Regions from separate parts of the Homo sapiens genome. Here region 2 is linked to region 1. Evidence: read pairs that join two places in POLR2A ChIA-PET (ENCODE). Cell type or tissue: CD4-positive, alpha-beta T cell. All regions are shown on one strand. Each heading gives the region's core, and the rest is flanking DNA. Links, peaks and the distances in the headings are about the cores only.

Evidence for each region. ChIA-PET counts read pairs that join two places held together with the same protein. Peaks named below come from ENCODE experiments on the same cell type or tissue, not always from the same donor. Only the 100,000 strongest peaks of a DNase experiment are listed, where the experiment ranks them.
Region 2: POLR2A ChIA-PET joins it to region 1 with 7 read pairs; 2 of 35 experiments call an interaction of 5 or more read pairs at or near these places.

What each region holds. Positions count from the first base shown.
Region 1 is chr7:73,510,805-73,521,386 of GRCh38, reverse strand. BAZ1B (bromodomain adjacent to zinc finger domain 1B) reads left to right here. Exons shown (of 20, transcript NM_032408.4): 2 at 10,535-10,582. Among named protein-coding and RNA genes, the nearest start is that of BAZ1B, 6.2 kb to the left of the region's middle. RefSeq lists an enhancer at 5,065-5,564. In CD4-positive, alpha-beta T cell, for the core only: no CTCF peak of the experiment used is centred there; a DNase peak (open chromatin) is centred at 6,016; H3K4me3 peaks cover 180 bases; H3K27ac peaks cover 96 bases.
Region 2 is chr7:74,664,959-74,675,540 of GRCh38, reverse strand. All of the region lies in intron 1 of GTF2I (general transcription factor IIi), which reads right to left. Among named protein-coding and RNA genes, the nearest start is that of GTF2I, 13 kb to the right of the region's middle. RefSeq lists enhancers at 8,484-8,533, 10,181-10,230. In CD4-positive, alpha-beta T cell, for the core only: no CTCF peak of the experiment used is centred there; no DNase peak of the experiment used is centred there.

The sequences.
Region 1 (10,582 bases), core at 1,576-9,575:
GCGCGGCCTCGTGATGCGGCGTGTGCAAGACTCAACTGCGTCTTACCCCGATCTCTGCGGGGATACTTGGCGTTTTTTTCGTCTCCCGAGGGGACTTTAGGCCGGGGATGAACTGACAGGACCCTGGGGCAGAAAACTAGGAATGAGATTCCCCGCTTAGAGGAAAGGGAGGGAAGGAAACTGCCTGTGGAGGAGCTGATGCCTGCCTTCCCTGGGCAGACACAGGTTTGAAATTTTGAAGGTTTAGAAGGAGATTGGTATTTGTTAAAATTAAACAAACAAAAAAACCAAGACGTGAAGTTTTTATGTTGTATTTTAGGAACATGAAATTGGATGTTTTACAAAGGAAGCATCCTCTCGTCATGACTAAGATTTCTTGCATAAGCATTATCTTTTAGTGAAAAGTTGTGCAGCTTTTATTTGCTTTTTTTTAATGGGTGCCAGAAGAATCGTTTTTGAGGCTTATCTGTAAAAAAAACAAAAACGATTTCGGAATCAAGCATTTCTTTGGTGACTGAAAGCTTTAAGAGTGAAGGCTAATGTGTTATGAGTTTTCTCAGCCCCTTCTGTTCGGAAGGACTTCATTTCTCAGTTTCTTGCTTGCTTCTGTATAGGAGGAAGTGTCTCTCAGAGTTATTTCATTTCTCCCTGATCCTCACTTTAACGCAGTACTTTAGAGGATAATCTCATTCTTGTTGGAGTGCAATTTGTGAGTGTCCCTTTGTGGGGAGTATACACACAAAGGGGCCTGGAAAATCAGTCCATGCTGGAGGAAGGCTCTTGGAGAAATAGAGCTGTAGCATCTTGGAGCTGAAGTGGATCTTGGAGGTGGTCGGGTCCTCGGGCTTGGTTTGCTGAGTTGGCCCAGAGAGTGGAGGTTGACTTGTTGAAGGTCAAATGATGAAAGAGGAGTAGAATCCACCGCTCTTCCTACCTCATCCCTGTAAGTCAATCAACAGAAGAAGGTGGAATGTTACTCCTTCACTTTCAATTAATTTAAATATTACCTCACTTTTTTGTCATTATGGTATAAGGTAAGGCACTTTAAAGTGGAGGGGTGGTGATCTGGTTTTTTTCTTGTCCTGTGAAGACTTGGAATGTTCTGGAGAAGTTCCACTAGCTCTACCAAATACTGCATTATACCGAAGTACCCCACTTTTTTTTTTTTTTTTTTTTGAGACGGAGTTTCCCTCTTGTTAACCCAGGTGGCAGTGCAGTGGCACGATCTGGGCTCACTGCCATCTCCGCCTCCAGGGTTCAAGTGATTCTCCTGCCTCAGCCTCCTGAGTAGCTAGGATTACAGGCGCGTGCCACCACGCCCGGCTAACTTTTTGTGTTTTTAGTAGAGATGGGGTTTTACCATGTTGGCCAGGCTGGTCTCAAACTCCTGACCTCAGGTGATCCGCCCATCTCGGCCTCCCAAAGTACTGGGATTAACAGGCGTGAGCCACCGCGCCTGGCCAGTACCCTACTTTTTAATACATTCGAATCGGCAGTGGAGTAGCAACTTGTGAGAATCCGACATATACTTTTCCAATGTCATTAATGTTTTGAGCCGTTGATGGATGCTCACACACTTTCAGATGATACTTTCTCAGGTCTGGTTCTAGCAGAGTATAAGAAACATGCCATAGAGAAGAGACAATTTCTAAGTATATTTCAGGTACTGAGCTATGTAAAAAATGGCTGTAGGAAGTTAATTTAGGACTGGCAACGCAGGCTTTTTCATATTATTGAATGAATGAAATTGAAATATATATATGAAGAGTTTTGATGGTAACAATTTAAAACTGAAACCGGAAACATTTTAAGTGGTATGTATTTAATAAACATTCTTCATTTTTTAATTTCCCATAACAGCATTTAAAACTGTTTTAACAAAAGAAGTCTTAAAACATATTATATATTGGGGGGAAATTGCTCTTTCGGGAATTTCTGCAAGTGGAAGCACTTTGAGGATGGTTTTTAAACAATTGTACTGTATGGTTGGCAGATTGGCATATTTCTTTATTAGGCTATTAGTGGTTTCATAGAGGAGAACAAATATGTGGTTAGGTAACAGCTGCCTTTGAAGTAGTATTCCCAGTTCTCAACTTATATTTACAATTATGTTTTTAATGGGACTTGATATTTTAATTTTCTTTTAATACCTACCTTTTGATTGCATGTATCACAGAACTTTGTGTGATATTTTACTGACTTAAAGCTGTATGTTGGTATGTTCTTGGAGTATATTGTGAATCTTCATTAAACTTAGTGGAAGTTGTGAGTAATGCACACATTTAATGACTAGGTGTTAAATATTGGTGATTATGTTGATTGTACTGTAGCTTTGTATGGTACATTACTTCCTAAGGTATTCCCACAGGCAGGACACTAGATCTTGGAAAACACTAACTTTATCAGAATCAGTTCTTGATGTGACACTGACTGTATTTAAGTCAAGATAGGTTTTAGGCAGGAATTGGAGCTACAAGCAGCGTGTTGTAGATGAGTATTTTTGTTGTGTTACTTCAACTGTCATAGTTTCTAAAGCTTAGAAATAACTAGTTCACGACCTTTGTAGCATCATTATGTGAGAATTTATTGAGGGTATGATAATGAGGGGCTTATTCATACTGTTAATCTGGCTCTACACAAGTGTGACTAGAGCATGTTTTTGTTTTGTTTTAAGAGATGGAATCTTGCTGTGTTGCCCAGGCTGGAGTGCAGCAGCTGTTCACAGACGAGGTGGTAGCACAGGGAAGCCTTGAACCGGACTCAAGAGATCCTCCTGCCTCAGCCTCCAGAGTAGCTGGGACTACAGGCACGCACTACTGCGTCTGCCTTAGAGCATGTGTTAAGAGTTGAGTAGCTATAGATGGAGTTAAGTTGTAGTTGTAAGATAGAGTTTTACTGGACATTTGGAATACTGAGCTCTTACGTTGATTTTTATTTTTATTTTTATTTTTATTTATTTATTTATTTATTTTTTGAGACGGAGTCTCGCTCTGTCGCCCAGGCTGGAGTGCAGTGGCGCGATCTAGGCTCACTGCAAGCTCCGCCTCCCGGGTTCACGCCATTTTCCTGCCTCAGCCTCCTGAGTAGCTGGGACTACAGGCGCCCGCCACCACGCCTGGCTAATTTTTTTTTTTTTTTTTGGTATTTTTAGTAGAGATGGGGTTTCATTGTGTTAGCCAGGATTGTCTTGATCTCCTGACCTTATGATCCGCCCGCCTCGGCCTCCCATAGTTCTGGGATTACAGACGTGAGCCACTGCGCCCAGCCTGATTTTTATACATTCTTTAAAGTAATACGTTATGCCATATTAGACTTGTTTTTAACTTAAAGACAGTCTGGAGTCTTTAAGAGAAAAAATCGAGTAAGAGAGAATATCGAGTAAAAAGCAAATCTTGAGTTGGCTCACTCTTTGCCATCTTCTGACTTAGAGCACTTAGGTTAGTTACAGTTATGCTTGTTTGACTCTATACTTATCTGGGCCACATCTTTTCAGGATATCAAGTACTTAATTGAAAGAAACAATCCCTGCAAGACTGAAGAGAACAAAGCAGCAGCATATTGTGATAAGGAGGTAGCTGATGGCAAAGTAGATACATAATGAGATAGTCTAGGATTCGAAAATATCTTATCTTTTATAGCTTACACAACCTTTGGAGAATTGCTTTGACATTTTGTCTGCAATTATATGTGCAGCAGTTGCTGGAACATAAAAACCTCAATTGGCATTTGCTCTGAGAGGTTATTTGAGAGTGAGTGACTTATTTTGGTAACCTAAAATCTGAAATAGGATTTAGAGGCAGCTGACTCAATATCCTTCTGATGGGCCTTTTTGCCTTTTCATTTTCATTTTTTTTCTTGCTTTCCCTTTTTTTCTTATTCATTTATTTATTGAGACAGGGTCTCACTCTGTTGCCCAGGCTGGAGTGCAGTGATGTGTGATCATGGCTTACTGCAGCCTCCAACTTCCCAGGCTCAAGTGATTCTTCCCACTCAGCCTGCTGAGTAGCTATAACCATAGGTGCACACCACCACGCCTAATTTTTGTATGTTTTGTAGAGACGAGACGAGGTCTTGCAAAGTTGCCCCGGCTGGTCTTGGATTTCTAGCCTCAAGTGATCCTCCCGCTTCAGCCTCCCAAAGTGCTGGAATTACAGGTATGAGCCACTGTGTGTGGCCTTACTTTCTCTCTTTTTTTTTTGTTTTTGAGCTGGGTTATTGCTGTGTCGCCCAGACTGGAGTGCAGTGGTGCGATCTTGGTTCACTACAACCTCCGCCTCCTGGGTTCAAGCAATTCTCCTGCCTCAGACTCCCAAGCAACTGGGATTACAGGCACCCACCACCACGCCTGGCTAATTTTTTGTATTTTTAGTAGAGATGGGGTTTTACCACGTTGGCCAGGCTGGTCTCGAACTCCTGACCTCAAGTTGATCCACCGGCCTCAGCCTCCCAAAGTGCTGGGATTACAGGCGTGAGCCACCATGCCCAGCCTTGCTTTCTCTTAATATAATTACCAGAACAGTTACCAGAACAGTTACACAAACTTAAAATAGCCGTTGTTAGGGGTTGTAGGAAATTCTTTTACAGTTGTTTTTTTTTTTTTTTTTTTTTTTTTTTGAGACAGTCACAGTCTGTCGCCCAGGCTGGAGTGCAATGGTGCAATCTTGGCTCACTGCAACCTCCGCCTCCCAACTTCGAGCAATTCTCCTGCCTCAGCCTCCCAAGTAGCTGGGATTACAGGCGCCTGCCACCATGCCTGGCTATTTTTTGTATTTTTAGTAGTTTCACCATGTTGGCTAGGCTGGTCTCGAATTCCTGACCTCAGTGATCCACCCCCTCGGCCTCCCACAGTGCTGGGATTACAGACGTGAGCCACCGCGCCTGGCCCCAGATTTTATAATCAGTTTGACTAGGCAATTAATTTTAAGTTAATACTGTCAGAGGACATTTTCTGAGATGTATACTTCAGGTTTCAGTGCTGTCCAACAAAAGTATAATGTAAGCCATATGTAATTTAAAATTTTGTAGTACTCTCATATTAAAAAAAGAAAAAAATGGTGGGAAAAAAGAAAACAGCTGGATGTGGTGGTGTGCGCCTGTAGTCCCAGCTACTCAGGAGGCCAAAGCTGGAGGATTCCTTAAACCCAGAAGCTTGAGACCAGACAAGGCAATGTAGTGAGACCACCATCTCCAAAAACATAAATAAATAATAAAAAAGAAAACCACATTTTTCTCTTTGCTTTTGAGTGGAGTCTCGCTCTGTAGCCCAGGCTGGAGTACAGTGGTGCCATCTCGGCTCACTGCAACCTCCACCTCCTGGGTTCAAGTGATTCTCCTGCCTCAGCCTCCCGAGTAGCTGGGACTACAGGCACGTGCACCACACCTGGCTCCTTTTTTGCACTTTTTAAGTAGAGACGGGGTTTCACCGTGTTGGCCAGGCTAGTCTCGAACACCTGGCCTCAAGTGATCCGTTCCCCTCTGCCTCCCAAAGTGCTGGGATTACAGGCGTGAGCCACCACACCCTTCCACATTTTTCTCATTTTAAGACCAAGGCTGACACCTGGTATGGTTGTTCATGCCAGCACTTTGGGAGGCTGAGGCAGGTGAATTGCTTGAGCCCAGGAATTTGAGGTCAGCCTGGACAACAGTGAATGAAACCCTGTCTCTACAAAAAAAATAGAAAAATTAGCTGGACATGCTGGCGTTTGCCTGTGGTCCCAATTACTTGGGAGGCTGAGGTGGGAGGATCACTTGAGTCCAGGAGGCAAAGGTTGCAGTGAAGCGAGATGGTGCTATTGCACTCCAGCTTGGGTGACAGAGCAAGACCCTGCTTCAAAAAAAAAAAAAAAAAAAAAAAAGGAACAAGGCTGGAGGGGCAGACCCTGTGTGTGACATGTCTTGCTTGCTAGTTTGCTAGTGGCACAAAGAAAGAGCTAGAAGACATCATGACTTTAAGCCTCTTCCGGGAAGTGACATATATTACATCTGCTCACATCTATTGGTCGAAACCAGTCACGGGGTCAAGCTTGATGTTAATGAAGAGGGGAGGTACATTCCTCTTCAGGGACCTTGTAGACAAGCCACATGGCAGTGGGTGGAGATGTAAAAATCCTCTTATGGAAAGGAGGTGAATAGTTAGAAACTAATACAATCTATCATATTTGAAGGTTCAATGAATGTTTTCTGGGAAAAGTTATTTTTGAGATCTAAAGGATGATTAGAATTTAGACGAATAATAGAGGACTGTATATTCTTGGCAGAGAAGGTGTGATGAGTTCGTCGTGATTGTGTGAGTTTGGAGGTTTTTTGTTTTTTTTTGAGACAGATTCTCACTCTGTCATCCAGGGTGGAGTACAGCGGTGTGATCTTGGCTCACTGCAACCTCCGCCTTCCTCATTCAAGCAGTTCTCTGCCTCAGCCTCCCGAGTAGCTGGGATTACAGGCGCCCGCCACCATGCGTGGCTAGTTTTTTAGTAGAGACAGGGTTTCACCATCTTGGCCAGGCTGGTCTTGAACTCCTAACCTCGTGATCCACCCACTTCAGCCTCCCAAAGTGCTGGGATTACAGGCGTGACCCACCATGCCCGGGCTAATCTTCTTTTTTTAGACAGTCTCCCTCTGTTGCTCTCCATCACAGCTCACTGCAACCTCCACCTCCTGGGCTCAAGTGATCCTCCCACCTCAGATCCCTGAGTAGCTGGAACTACAGGCCTGTGCCACCACATTCAACTAATTTTTTTTTAATAGAGATGGGGTTTTGCTATGTTGCCCAGGCTGCTCTTGAACTCCTGGGCTTGAGCGATGTTCGTGCCTGGGCCTCATAAACTGCCACTATGCAGTTTTTTTTTTTTTTTTTGAGACTGAGTTTCACTCTTGTTGCCCAGGCTACAGTGCAATGGCATGATCTCAGCTCACTGCGACCTCCGTCTCCAAGGTTCAAGCAGTTCTCCTGCATCAGCCTCCCGAGTAGCTGGGATTACAGCCGCACGCCACCACGCCTGGCTAATTTTTTGTATTTTTAGTAGAGACGGGGGTTTCACCATGTTGGCCACGCTGGTCTCGAACTCCTGACCTCAGGTGATCCACCTGCCTTGGCCTCCCAAAATGCCAGGATTATAGGCATGAGCCACTGTGCCTGGCCGGCCCCTACTTTTTTTTGTTTTGTTTTTTTCTGGCCCCTGCTTTTTAAAGTAACAACTCTAGGTTGAACATCCCAAATCCATAAATCAGAAATGCTCCAAAATCTGAAAGTTTTTGAGCCCCAACATGATCGTCAAAGGAAGAGCTCATTGGAGCATTTTGGATATTTGGATTTGGGATGCTGAACTAGTAAGTATAATGCAAATACTCCAAAATCTGAAAGAAATTCAAAATCCAAAATACTCCCGGTTCTAAGCATTTTGGATAAGGGATCCTCAACCTGTAATAATAAAAACTTACTGTTCTCTCTTTAAGACATATTTGTTAATGTATTTCTCTTACATTCTCTCTGATGACACAGTGAGTTTTTTTTTTTCTTTTAATAGTTTTTTGTAAAGTCGCTATGTTCAGGCTGGTTTTGAACCCCTGGGCTCAAGATCCCCCCACTTTGTCCTCCCAAATGCTGGGATTGCATGTGTAAGCTACCATGCCTGTTGGAGCTTCTTAAATATGGCTAAATAATGTGTTAGAATGTTATCAAGCTTTTTGAAAGCTTAAATAAGTCCACTTACTGATTCCTCCTCTGTCCTTATTTTACTACCCATCCCTTCCACTCCCCTAGTTCAGTAGACAAAAATAAGACAAATCCGTCTTGGGATAATGTCCTCTGGAAGCCGTTCCGTTGCTCTTCTCTGGGTATAAGTTTGAAAATTTTTCGGTGATTGGATTTACATATCTGTATATGGAAGTCTGACTCAGGTTTTTACTCAAACATTCTATATATTTTGTTTAATCACTTAGATATTAGCACCACCCCTGTAAGGAAAATGGATTTATTACTCAGTTTTAGCAGATCTGGGGAAAGATCCACAATGAGCAAAGGTGCTTATACTATTGCATAAAGTTACTATTTTGGATTACCTGTGGGTTTGTTCTTGTTTGCGTTTTTGCTGATCATAACCTTGGAAAACCAAGCATCTATATTTATTAAACATGCGGCTGGGCGTGGTGGCTCACACCTGTAATCCCATAACTTTGGGAGATTGAGGCAGGAGGACTGTTTGAGCCCAGGAGTTCAAGACCAACCTGGGCAATGTGGTGAGACCCTGACTCTGCAAAGATAAAAAATGTAGGTGGGCATGGTGGTGTGCACCTGTAGTCCTAGCTACTCAGGAGGCTGAGGCCCAGGATTGCTTGACCCCAGGAGGTCAAGGCTACAGTGAGCCATGATCCCACCACTGCACTTCAGCCTGGGTGACAGAGTGAGACCCTGTGTCAAAAATAAATACATAAATAGATAAAAATGAGCTAGATGCTGCAGTGTAAGTCTGTAATCCCAGCTATTCAGGAGGCTAAGGTAGGAGGATCTCTTGAGCTCAGGAGATACAGGCCAGCCTTGTTTCCAAAAAACAAAAATTAGAATATTTGTTTATTTGTTAGATAGTATTGTAGAGGAAACTGTTTAAATACTTTTATTTCAACCACTATAAAATGTGTCACTTGGAATATACAGGTATTGTTCACTAACTTTCTACTTATGTCAGTTGATTTTCTTACATAGCATCTGTTGCTGTGCTTAAAAGTAAATTAGTTACTTGCCGTTTGAATTTGGAAGTGGCTGGCTGATGGTGAATTCCAGTTGGTTTTGTGTGGAAAGTTGCCATATTTACACTACCAACTTGATGTTTTTCTTTCCCTCGTCTCCCTCACGAAGACTGTCTAAACGGCTAGTAAATGATCTTCTGAATCTCAGTATTATTGGAGACATCATAGAGACTGGATAAATATTATATCAAAAGTACTTTCCGGAATACTTCTAAGTATTTTATGAAATTTATTTTTTAAACCAGGGTAGCCAATCTTTTGGCCATATTGGAAGAAGAATTGTCTCGGGCCACACATAAAATACACTAACACTAAAAACAGTTGATCAGCTAAAAAAAAAAAAAATCACACAAAAAACTCATAATGTTTTAAGAAACTTTATGAACTTGTGTTGGGCTGTGTTCAAAGCCGTCCTGGGCCGCAGGTTGGACAAAGGTTGGACAAGCTTGTAAACCCTAAGAAGTAACATGTTTCCAAGGTGGACTGGAGGGCTGTGGGTAAATGGATCATTAATGTATGCTCAAGGTTATTCCAAACTGCCTGTGAGACTGTGGCCTAGTCACCTCATTTTACTGTAGACTGATTCCTTTTTTTTTTTTTTTTTTTTTTTTTTTTTGAGGTGGAGTTTCGCTCTTATCACCCAGGCTGTAGTGCAGTGGTGCCATCTCGGCTCACTGCAACGGCCTCCCAGGTTCAAGTGATTCTCCTGCCTCAGCCTCCTGAGTAGCTGGGATTACAGGCATGTGCCACCAAGCCCGGCTAATTTTTTTTTTTTTTTTGATTTTTAGTAGAGATGGGGTATCTCCATGTTGCTCAGGCTGGTCTCGAACATCTGACTTCAGGTGATCTGCCTGCCTCGGACTCCCAAAGTTCTGGGATTACAGGCGTGAGCCACCACGCCTGGCAGTGGTGGACTGACTCTTAAACTTGTCTGAGTTTTCTGAAAATTTTGCTTACCTTACATTGTTATTTTTTATGACTTGTGTTTTAATGTACCTTTACTTTTTCTTATGAGTTTTTGGTACAGCGTAAGTCTTGTGTAATGAAACTTTGGTGAATTGAGGAAATCACATTTGTACTAAAATATTAATTTTTTTTGTAAAACACGAAAAACCATTTTTATTATTTTTTATTTTTATTTTTTGTAGAGATGAGGTCTCATCATGTTGCCCAGGCTGGTCTCGAACTCCTGGTCTCAAGTGATTGTCCTGCCGTGGCCTCTCAAAATGCTGAGATTAGAGACGTGATCATCCCAGTCTGTAAATCCCATGCAGGTGCCCAGCCCATGACAATCCATTCTCATTATACTTCAGTCTTAGTCATCTTGCTTTGGGCCCTGATTCCATTTTTTTCATTTTTTTTTATTTTTTTTAGTTTTTGAGACGGAGCCGCACTGTCTCCCAGGCTTGAGTGCAGTGGCGTGATCTTGGCTCACTGCAAGCTCCGCCTCCCGGGTTCACGCCATTCTCCTGCCTCAGCCTCCTGAGTAGCTGGGACTACAGGCGCCCACAACCACTCACAGCTAATTTTTTGTATTTTTAGTAGACACGGGGTTTCACCGTGTTAGCCAGGCTGGTCTCGATCTGACCTCGTGATCCGCCCGCCTCGGCCTCCCAAAGTGCTGGGATTACAGGCGTGAACCACTGCGCCCGGCCTCCAATTCCATTTTTATCCTCTCATGCTACACATTTTAAAAAGGAGACTAGATTTTTTTCTGTATATAAGTATCTTATGGGTATGGGTTTGTCGTCTCTGTTGCTTGCATATTGTTTTCCTGAACTACTGCCAACAGAGAGTATGAAGCCCGCTTGGAAAGGTACAGTGAGCGCATTTGGACGTG
Region 2 (10,582 bases), core at 1,440-9,439, 1.2 Mb before region 1:
AAAGAAATAGGATTCCTCAATACTAAAAGGAGATATTTTCATTTTGCCAAAGTATTGTACCACAAAATACTAGTTCATAGCTACTTTTCTTCTTTTAAAAATATTCATTCTTTTAAAAAAAAGGAGAACATGGCACATCCCATCGTAACCAAGTCATCAAAGTTAACACTAGTCTCCAGACAGACAAACACCACGTCCCACCCAACAAAATGCAAGGAAAACATGGATATTCCTGCTCAAAATGCTTAACCTCAATATAAGCATGAGGAAGCACTGGACAAACCTGAGTTAAGAGACAGTCTATAAAAATGCCTCTAGTCTTCAAAAAGGTCAAGGGCATGAATGAAACTCAAAACACTGAAAAACTGTTCTAAAATAAAGTATATTAGGCCGGGATGGATGGCTCACACCTGTAATCCCAGCACTTTGGGAGGCCGAGGTGGGTGGATCACCTGAGGTCAGGAGTTCGACACCAGCCTGGCCAACATGGCAAAACCCCATCTCTACTAAAAATACAAAAATTGGCTGGGTGTGGTGGCAGGTGCCTGTAATCCCAGCTACTTGGGAGACTGAGGCAGGAGAATCGCTTGAACCAGGAGGAAGAAGTTGCAGTGAGCTGAGATGGTGCCACTGCACTCCAGCCTGGGTGAAAGAGTGAAACTCCGTCTCAAAAAAATATATATATATATTAGAGGGCTGGGCATAGTGGCTCATGCCCATCATCCCAGCACTTTGGGAGGCCGAGGTGGGCGGATCACCTGAGGTTGGGAGTTCAAGACCAGCCTGACCAACATGGAGAAACCCCGTCTCCACTAAAAAAAAAAAAAATGCAAAATTAGTTGAGCGTGGTGGCTCATGCCTGTAATCCCAGCTACCCGGGAGGCTGAGGCAGGAGAATTGCTTGAAACCGGGAGGCAGAGGTTACAGTGAGCTGAGATTGCACGACTGCACTCCAGTCTGAGCAACAAGAGTGAAACTCCATCTCAAAAAAGTATATTAGAGAGGCAAGGAAACTGGGTGGAAATGTGATCCTGGATTACAGTCTTGCAATAAAGGACATCCATCACCAAAACGATGGGCAGAACTTGAATGCAAGTCTCTACGTGAAAGATATGTGAGCAAGTTTTGTTTATTTGCTGTTCTTGCAACTATTTTCTAAGTTTAAAAGTGACTCAGACTGGGCGCCGTGGCTCACCTCTGAAATCCCAACACTTTGGGATGCTGACGTGGGAGGGCTGCTTAAGACCAAGAGTTCGACACCAGCTTGGCAATAGAGTGAGATCCCTTCTCTACCAAAAATTTAAAAAGTATCCAGGTGTGGTACACGCCTGTTGTCCCAGCTACTCAGGAGCCTGAGGCAAGAGGATCACTTGAGCCTAGGAGTTCGACGCTGCAGTGACCTATGACCACACCACTGCACTCCAGCTTGGGAGACAGAACAAGACCCTGTTAAAAAAAAAAAAAAAAAAAAGTCATAGATCACTAGCTGGTTTATATTAGTTGTACATTTTACCTGCTTTTTAAATTTTGTAGCTATTTTTCTTCTTTTAAAAATAGTTTTATGCCAGGCGCGGTGGCTCACGCTTGTAATCCCAGCACTTTGGGAGGCCGAGGTGGGCAGATCACGAGGTCAAGAGATCTAGACCATCCTGGCCAACTCGGTGAAACCCTGTCTCTACTAAAACTACAAAAATTAGCTGGGTGTGGTGGTGGGTGCCTGTAATCCCAGCTACTCGGGAGGCTGAGGCGGGAGAATCGCTTGAACCTGGGAGGTGGAGGTTGCAGTGAGCTGAGATCACACCACTGCACTTTAGATTGGCGACAGAGCAAGACTGGTCTCAAAAAAAAAAAAAAAAAAAAGAGGCCGGGCGTGGTGGCTCATCCCTGTAATCTCAACACTTTGGGAGGGCGAGGTGAGGCAATCACCTGAGGTCAGGAGTTCGAGACCAGCCTGACTAACAGAGAAACCTTGTCTCTACTAAAAATACAAAATTAGCCAGGCATGGCTGCGCATGCCTGTAATTCCAGCTACTCGGGAGGCTGAGACAGGAGAATTGCTTGAACCTGAGGGGCAGAGGTTGCAGTGAGCTGAGGTCAGATCACACCATTGCACTCTAGCCTGGGCAACAAGAGAGAAACTCCATCTCAGACAAAACAAAAACAAACAAACAAACAAATCCAAAAACCACATAGCAGTTAAGAGCAGGAGTTGTCTGGCTGCCTAGTTTTATATTAACACTGTCCCTTACTATATTTTTCAGATTAGTTAACCTCATTTTTCTCAACTTTAAAATGGGATCATAATAGTGCCTACCTCACATCTCAGGATTGCTATGAGGATTAAAGATGTTAATGCAGGTAGCACTTAAAACAGTAAACTCAGCTCGGGGCAGTGGCTCAGGCCTGTAATCCCAGCACTTTGGGAGGCCAAGGCGGGCAGATCATGAGGTCAGGAAATGGAGACCATCCTGGCTAACACGGTGATACCCCATCTTTACTAAAAATACAAAAAATTAGCCGGGCGTGGTGGCACGCGCCTGTAGTCCCAGCTACTAGGGAGGCTGAGGCAGGAGAATCGCTTGAACCCAGGAGGCAGAGGTTGCAGTGAGCCGAGATCGTGCCACTGCACTCCAGCCTGGGCAGCAGAATGAGACTCTGTCTCAAAAGAAAAAAAACAAAACAGTAAACTCATAAACTCTCAAAAAATGTCATTGTTGTCGATATTGTCTTCAGTATTCTAGTCCAATCTCCAGCTCTGACATATCCTCCAACAGAGAGCTTCCTGTTTACTGTACATAGTATCTTAGAAAAGATAAGTTCTCCAGAGACTACACTAGACCTGGAATAGGCAGGACTTCTGTATGCCTTGCTTATAATGAACAATACTTCAATTCTAAGAGTTTATCTCCATAGGCTTACTAGGTATTTTCCCAAGGAAAATAAATTAGGTCAGCAATTCACAGGCTCTGTGTTTTTTTTTGTTTGTTTGTTTGTTTTTCTTGAGACAGAGTCTCACTCTGTTGCCCAGGCCGGAGTACAGTGGCACGATCCTGGCTCACTGGAAACTCTGCTTTCCGGGTCCAAGTGATTCTGCTGCCTCAGCTCCCGAGTAGCTGGGATTACAGGGGTGCACCATCACTCCTGGCTAATTTTTGTAATTTTAGTAGAGACGGGGTTTCACCATGTTGCCCAGGCTGGTCTCAAACTCCTGAGCCCAGGCAATATCTGCACGCCTCAGCCTCCCGAAGTGCTGGGATTACTGGCGAGAGCCATCGTGCCCGGCCAGAGGTTCTGTTTTACAAATATTTAATAACAGGATATAAACTATCACGATTTATATTAATGTATATTAACATATACACTTCAGCAGATAAGAAATAGAGCCAAAGAACTCATTTTAGTTCATTTGACTTTAATTTTTAACTCATATATATATGAATATATATAACTCATACATATATATGAATGGCAAGTACTTCCAAATAAAATAAGAAATCCCTAGGCCAAATCTTTGATCAGGATTGATTTTTAAATCAAGGGTTTGAATTTTTTTTTTTGAGACAGGGTCTTGCTCTGTCACCCAGGCTGGAATGCAGTGGCAGGGACATGGCTCATTGTAGCCTCAACCTCCTGGGCTCAAGCAATCCTCCCACCTCATCCTTCTTAGTAGCTGAGACTACAGGAATGCACCACCACACCCGGCTAATTTTTTTGATTTTTTGGTAGAGACAGGGTCTCACTATGTTGCCCAGGCTGGTGTCAAACTCCCGTGCTCAAGCAGTCCTCCCACCGTGGCCTTTCAAAGTACTCAGATTACAGGCGTGAGACACCATGGCCAGCCGGCTGTGAAATTTTTCTAGGGGCGTATGCTGACATTTTAAGATACAAAATTGTTAATTTCTATCTGCTGAAATAAAGCTGGCACTTACATCAATAAATAACAAATATCCCTCAAGAAAAAATAAAATAAATTTGAAGGGTTAAGATTTGAAACGATTTACAACTGTGTTGTATTCGTACTTAAAGCTTTATAGTATGGTGACCCCATTAAAGAAAAAAAAAAAACAAGACACTTCAGACAGCTAATAGCTAAATTTAACTTTTTTAAAAAGCCAGGTGAAGGAAAGAATGACAAAATAATAAAGAAAAGATCTAGCCAGGTGCAGTGGCTCATGCCTATAATCCCAGCACTTTGGGAGGCCAGGGTGGGCAAATCACCTGAGGTCAGGAGTTCAAGACCAGCCTGGACATCATGGTGAAATTCTGTCTCTACCAAAAATACAAAAATTAGCCGGGTGTGGTGGTGCACGCCTGTAATCTCAGCTACTCGGGAGGCTGAGGCAAGAGAATCACTTGAACCTAGGAGGCTGAGGTTGCAGTGAGCTGAGATCACGCCACTGCACTCCACCCTGGGCAACAGAGTGAGACTCTGTCTCAAAAAAAAAAAAAAAAAAAAAAAAAGGATCTGCCCAATCAGTGGATCACAAGTTCAGCTCTGAGTTCTGAGTTTCACAGTAGCCAAAACAACATCCTTAAAAAACAAACAAGGAAAAATCTTACCAGCTATTCGGAAAGACCTATTTTCCTTGCACCACAGTTTAAGACACCATTTTTGCATATGTATTAATTATACTTTTAAATTGATAGTCCAGATTTTTAAACAGCAGCAGCTTACTCTGCCAATACACAAAGAATGTGTCCCTTTGACATGACTCCAAATTTAAAACTCAGTTGGATTTTGGAAAAACCATTTGGAAGAGAAAATGAAAATCAAGTAGCTATTATCTAAAGGTCCATCTTTACTTTGTTCTTGAGGTGTTTTTTTTTTTTGTTTTTTTTTTGTTTTTTTTTGAGAAAGAGTCTGACTCTGTCGTTCAGGCTAGAATGCAGTGGCGTAGTCTCAGCTCACTGCAACCTCCGTCTCCCAGGTTCAAGCAATTCTCCTGCCTCGAGTACCTGGGACTACAGGTAGATGCCACCACACCTGGCTAATTTTTTGTATTTTTAGTAGAGACGGGGTTTTACCATGTTGGCCAGGATGGTCTCAAACTCCTGACCTCAGATGATCCACCCACCTCGGCCTCCCAAAGTGCTGGGATTACAGGCGTGAGCCACCCACACCCGACAATCTTTACTTTTTTAAAAGCACTGTTCACAGAAGGCAGGCAACAGAGCAAAGCTATTAGGAAGGTGAGCTTTGCAATCAGGCAAAAGTTCTGAATTCAAGTCCTGTCTCAAATCTTACAGGTGACCCTGGGATTCTTTAATCCCAAATTTACTAGTCTGGAAAATGACAACAGTCTGCATACTTACCTTACAAAGTTGTTATCAGAATGCATGTCAATTCTTAATAAAGTGCATCACAAAAGCATTCAGTGAATGAGCAAGCATTTATAATTTAAACTTCACTAAAATAGTTATTTTAAAAATATATGTACATATATCTATTAATTTACATAAAAACTCACCAAATCCAAGCCTGGTAAATTGAAAATAGCTTATTTCCCAACAAACTGCATTAATTATCACGGCTAAATAAAATAACCTATTTTCTGAGAGAGCAGGAAAATTAATGAGACAAGTGTCAAAATAAATAACTGCTTTGAAATGAAGTATGTGTACCTTTTAAGGCATTTGTGCATGAACACCTGCTTATGTCAAATTTACTCCTCAAAGATCGTTTTAAAATTTAACTTTAAAAAGTCACCTTGGCCGGACACGGTGGCTCACACCTGTAATCCCCGCACTTTGGGAGGTCGAAGTGAGTGGATCACAAAGTCAGGAATTTGAGACCAGCCTGGCCAATATGGTGAAACCCCGTCTCTACTAATAATACAAAAATTGCTGGGCATGGTGGCGTGCACCTGTAGTCCCAGCTACTCAGGAAGCTGAGGCACGAGAAGAGCTTGAACAGGAGGCGGAGGTTTCAGTGAGCCGAGATCGTGCCACTGCACTCCAGCCTGGGCAACAGAGGGAGACACTGTCTCAAAAAAAAAAAAAGTCACCTTCCAGCTGGGAGCGATGGTTCACGCCTGTAATCCCAACAGTTTGGGAGGCCTAGGCGGGCGGATCACTTCAGGTCAGGAGTTTGAGACCAGCCTGGCCAACATGATGAAACCTCGTTCTCTACCAAAAAACACAAAGATTAGCCAGACATTGTGGTGCACGCCTGTAATCCCAGCTACTCAGGAGGCTGAGGCACCAGAATCGCTTGAACCCAGGAAGTGGAGGTTGTACTGAGCTGAGATTGTGCCATTGCACTCCAGCCTGGGAGACAGAGCGAGACTGTCTCAAAAAAAAAAAAAAAAAAAAAAAACTAAACTAGTCTGGATATACAAACTAAACTAAAAGATTCTTTATCCTGAAGCTCTCAACAATGTCATTTGCCCATGCCAGTATTTTCCAAGAAACATGCTGTGTTCTGAGGCCTCATAGGATGAGCCCATCAGTATGTTGAATAAATGAATAGTTACTGTTCCCGACATGATAAAAGATCCCTTCTTTTGGGCCGGGCGTGGTGGCTTACACCTGAATCCCAGCACTTTGGGAGACTGAGGTGGGAGGATCACTTGAGCCCAGGAGTTTGAGACCAGCCTGGGCAACACAGCGAGATCCTGTCTCTATAAAAATAAATTAATGTATTTTTAAAAATTTAAACGATCCCTTCTTAGCCAGGCACGGTGGCTCACATATGTAATTTCAGCACTCTGGGAGGCCAAGGCAGGTGGATCACGAGGTCAGGAGTTCAAGACCAGCCTGGCCAACATGGTGAAACCCCATCTTTTCTAAAAATACAAAAATTAGCCAGGCGTGGTGGCCGGCTCCTGTAATCCCAGCTACTCAGGTGGCTGAGGCAGGAGAATTGCTTGAACCCAGGAAGTGGAGGTTGCAGTGAGCCAAGATCATGCCACTGCACTCCAGCCTGGGTGACAGAGTGAGACTCCATCTCGATAAATAAATAAATAAATAAATAAATAAATATGATCTTTAAGGACTGTGTATGGAAATGAGATCAAAACACAAGCAGGAATTCTCAAAAGCATAGAACCTATACAATCAGAAAACTTCCTAGGCTCTGTCTGCTAAACAGGGTTCTATATAACCAGTTATATTATGGATCAAACTCTTCATCATGCTCCACTTCTCCAAGTACACCATAATATAATTATATATACTTCTTACATACACACACACACACACACACACACAATGGGCTTTGCCATGCTACAAAACAAAGACTCCAAAAACCACAAGAAGGATTAAATAAGAAGGAGATTCTAACACACAGATGAACTTGATAATATCCTACATTCCAGCCTGGGCAACAGAGCAAGACCCTGTCTCAAAAAAAAAAAAAAAAAAAAAAAGTTCTGCACCACTGAACTATACATACACTTAAAAATGGTTAAGACTGGGCGCGGTGGCTCACGCCTGTAATCCCAGCACTTTGGGAGGCCGAGGCAAGTGGATCATGAGGTCAGGAGACTGAGACCATCCTGGCTAACATGGTGAAACCCCATCTCTACTAAAAATACAAAAATTAGCTGGGCGTGGTGGTGCGCACCTGTAGTCCCAGCTACTTGAGAGGCTGAGGCAGAAGAATCACTTGAACCCGGGAGATGGAGGTTGCCATGAGCCGAGATCATGCCCCTGAACTCCAGCCTGACAACAAAGCAAGACTCTGTCTCAAAAAAAAAAAAAAAAGTTTCTTTTGGTAAAATCAGGCTGGGTGTGGTAGCTCATGTCTCTAATCCCAGCACTTTGGGAGGCAGATGCAGGCAGATTGTTTGAGCTCAGGAGTTGGAGACCAGCCTGGGCAACATAGTGAGACCCCCATCTCCACAAAAAATAAAAAAATCAAGCCAGACGTGGTGGCATGCACCTGTAGTCCCAGCTACTCGGGAGACTGAGGTGGGAGGATGTCTTGACCCTAGGACACGAAGGTTACAGTGAGCCAAAAGCATACCACTGCACTCCAGCCTGGGCAACAGAGTGACATCCCGTCCCTCCCCCCACAAAAAAAGGTTAAAATGGTAATTTTTGTGTTAAGTATATGTTACCACAATTTAACAACAACGACAACAACAAAAAACACTACAAGGAACCACTCCAAAGAAAGGCATTCACGGTGTAAATGGCAGACACAAATTTATTCTTCATAAAGGAACAAATTCATCTTACAGGATTTTCTTTTTTTTGAGATGGTGTCTTGCTCTGTCGCCTAGGCTGGAGAGCAGTGGCAAGATCTCGGTACACTGTAACCTCCACCTCCCGGGTTCAAGTGATTCTCATGCCTCAGCCACTCAAGCAGCTGGCATTACAGGCACCTGTCACCACTCCCAGCTAACTTCTGTATTTTCAGTAGAGATGTGTTTTTTTGTTTGTTTGTTTTCCTTGAGACATAGTCTTGTTCTATGGCCCAGGCTGGAGTGGAATGGCGTGATCTTGGCTCACTGCAACCTCCGCCTCCAGGGTTCAAGTGATTCTCCTGCCTCAGCCTCCCGAGTGTCTGGGATTACAGGTGCGCACCACCACGCCTAGCTAATTTGTTTTTGTTTTTTGAGACAGAGTGTCACACTGTCACCCAGGCTGGAGTGCAGTGGTGCGATCTCAGCTCACTGCAAGCTCCGCCTGCCGGTTTCACACCATTCTCCTGCCTCAGCCTCCTGAGTAGCTGGGACTACAGGCACCCGCCATCACGCCTGGCTAATTTTTTTTTTTTTTTTTTTGTATTTTTAGTAGAGACAGGGTTTCACCATGTTAGCCATGATGGTCTCGATCTCCTGACCTCGTGATCCACCCGCCTTGGACTCCCAAAGTGCTGGGATTACAGGTGTGAGCCACCGTGCCCGGCCAATTTTTTGTATTTTTAGTAGAGACGGGGTTTCACCATGTTGGCCAGGCTGGTCTCAAACTCCTGACCTCAAGTGAGTCATGGCCTCCCAAAGTGCTGGGAGTACAGGAGTGAGCCACCACACCCAGCCAAAAAAAATTTTTTTTAATGCTTACCGGGGGGGAAAACGAAGAAAGAAAACGAACAGGAGGAAGGAGTAACACTAATGAATCTTGCAGGGTCTATTTCTCTGCCCTTTCCTCATATGGACATAATACATGCCATCGTCCTCCTCTGTCAAATTATCTCACAGATGAGATCATGTAATTTAAGTGCATTAAAGTCTAATGCCAAAGCCAGTTACTAATTTTAGTTCACTTCCAATACCTTATTTATTTTCTTGAAACCAATTACGGTCTGAAAACTCAATCTAGATAAAATTCTACTCACGTCATGTATGTGTTATAGTCAACAGTAAGAGCTAAATTTCTAGATATAACAAATTAAAATGAACAACATATAAAGCATACATTCTCAGGTTTCATCAATCCAACTGTCAAGCTCTGGCCAGGCGCGGTGGATCACGTCTGTAATCCCAGCACTTTGGGAGGCTGAGATGGGCAGATCACCTGAGGTCAGGGGTTCCAGACCAGCCTGGCCAACATATAGTAAAACCCCTTCTCTACTAAAAAATACAAAAATTAGCTGGGCATGGTGGCGCACGCCTGTAGTCCCAGCTACTTGGGAAGCTAAGACAGGAGAATCACTTGAACCCGGGAGGCAGAGGTGAAGGTTGCAATGAGCTGGGATCCCGCCACTGCACTCCAGCCTGGGTGACAGAGGGAGACTCCATCTCAACAAAACAAAACATAAAAACAATGTAACAGTCACAGGGGAAAATCCCACAGAGGAATAAGTCCTTGCCCTTGCAATTCATATTCTCCAGAGTTCTTGGAGATTAACGTCATAGTCGATATTACTAGTAAAATTTTCGCTTCCTCAATTTCCCAAAAGTCTTTATAATAGTACTTTTATGACTAATATTTCTTGAGTGTCTACTACATGCCAGACAGCAACCTAAGCACTTAAACTCTATCCTTGCAACAGCTCTTAGAAGCGAAACATGTTCTATTATCAACTCCATTTTTAAAAATAGGGGCCAGGCGTGGTGGCTCAGGCCTGTAATCCCAGCCTTTGAGAGGCTGAGGTGGGCGGACCATCTGAGGTCAAGAGTTGGAGACCAGCCTGGCCAACATGGTGAAACCCTGTCTCTGCTAAAAATACAAAAATTAGCCAGGTGTGGTGGCGCATGCCTATAATTCCAGCTACTCGGGAGGCTGAGGCACAAGAATCACTCGAACCCGAGAGGCAGGGGTTGTAGTGAGCTGAGATCATGCCACTGCATTCCAGCCTGGGTAACAGAGCAAGACACTGTCTCAAAAAATAAAAATAAAAATAAAAAATAGGCCGGGCACTGTTGGCTCACACCTGTAATCCCAGCACTTTGGGAGGCCGAGGCGGGTGGATCACCTGAGGTCAGGAGTTCGAGACCAGCCTGACCAAAATGGAGAAACCCCGTCTCTACTAAAAATACAAAATTAGCCAGGCGTGGTGGTGGCACATACCTGTAATCCCAGCTACTCAGGAGGCTGAGGCAGGAAAATCGCTTGAACCCAGTAGGCGGAGATTGCGGTGAGCCAGGCGCGCCACTACACTCCAGCCTGGGCAACAAGAGCAAAACTCTGTCTC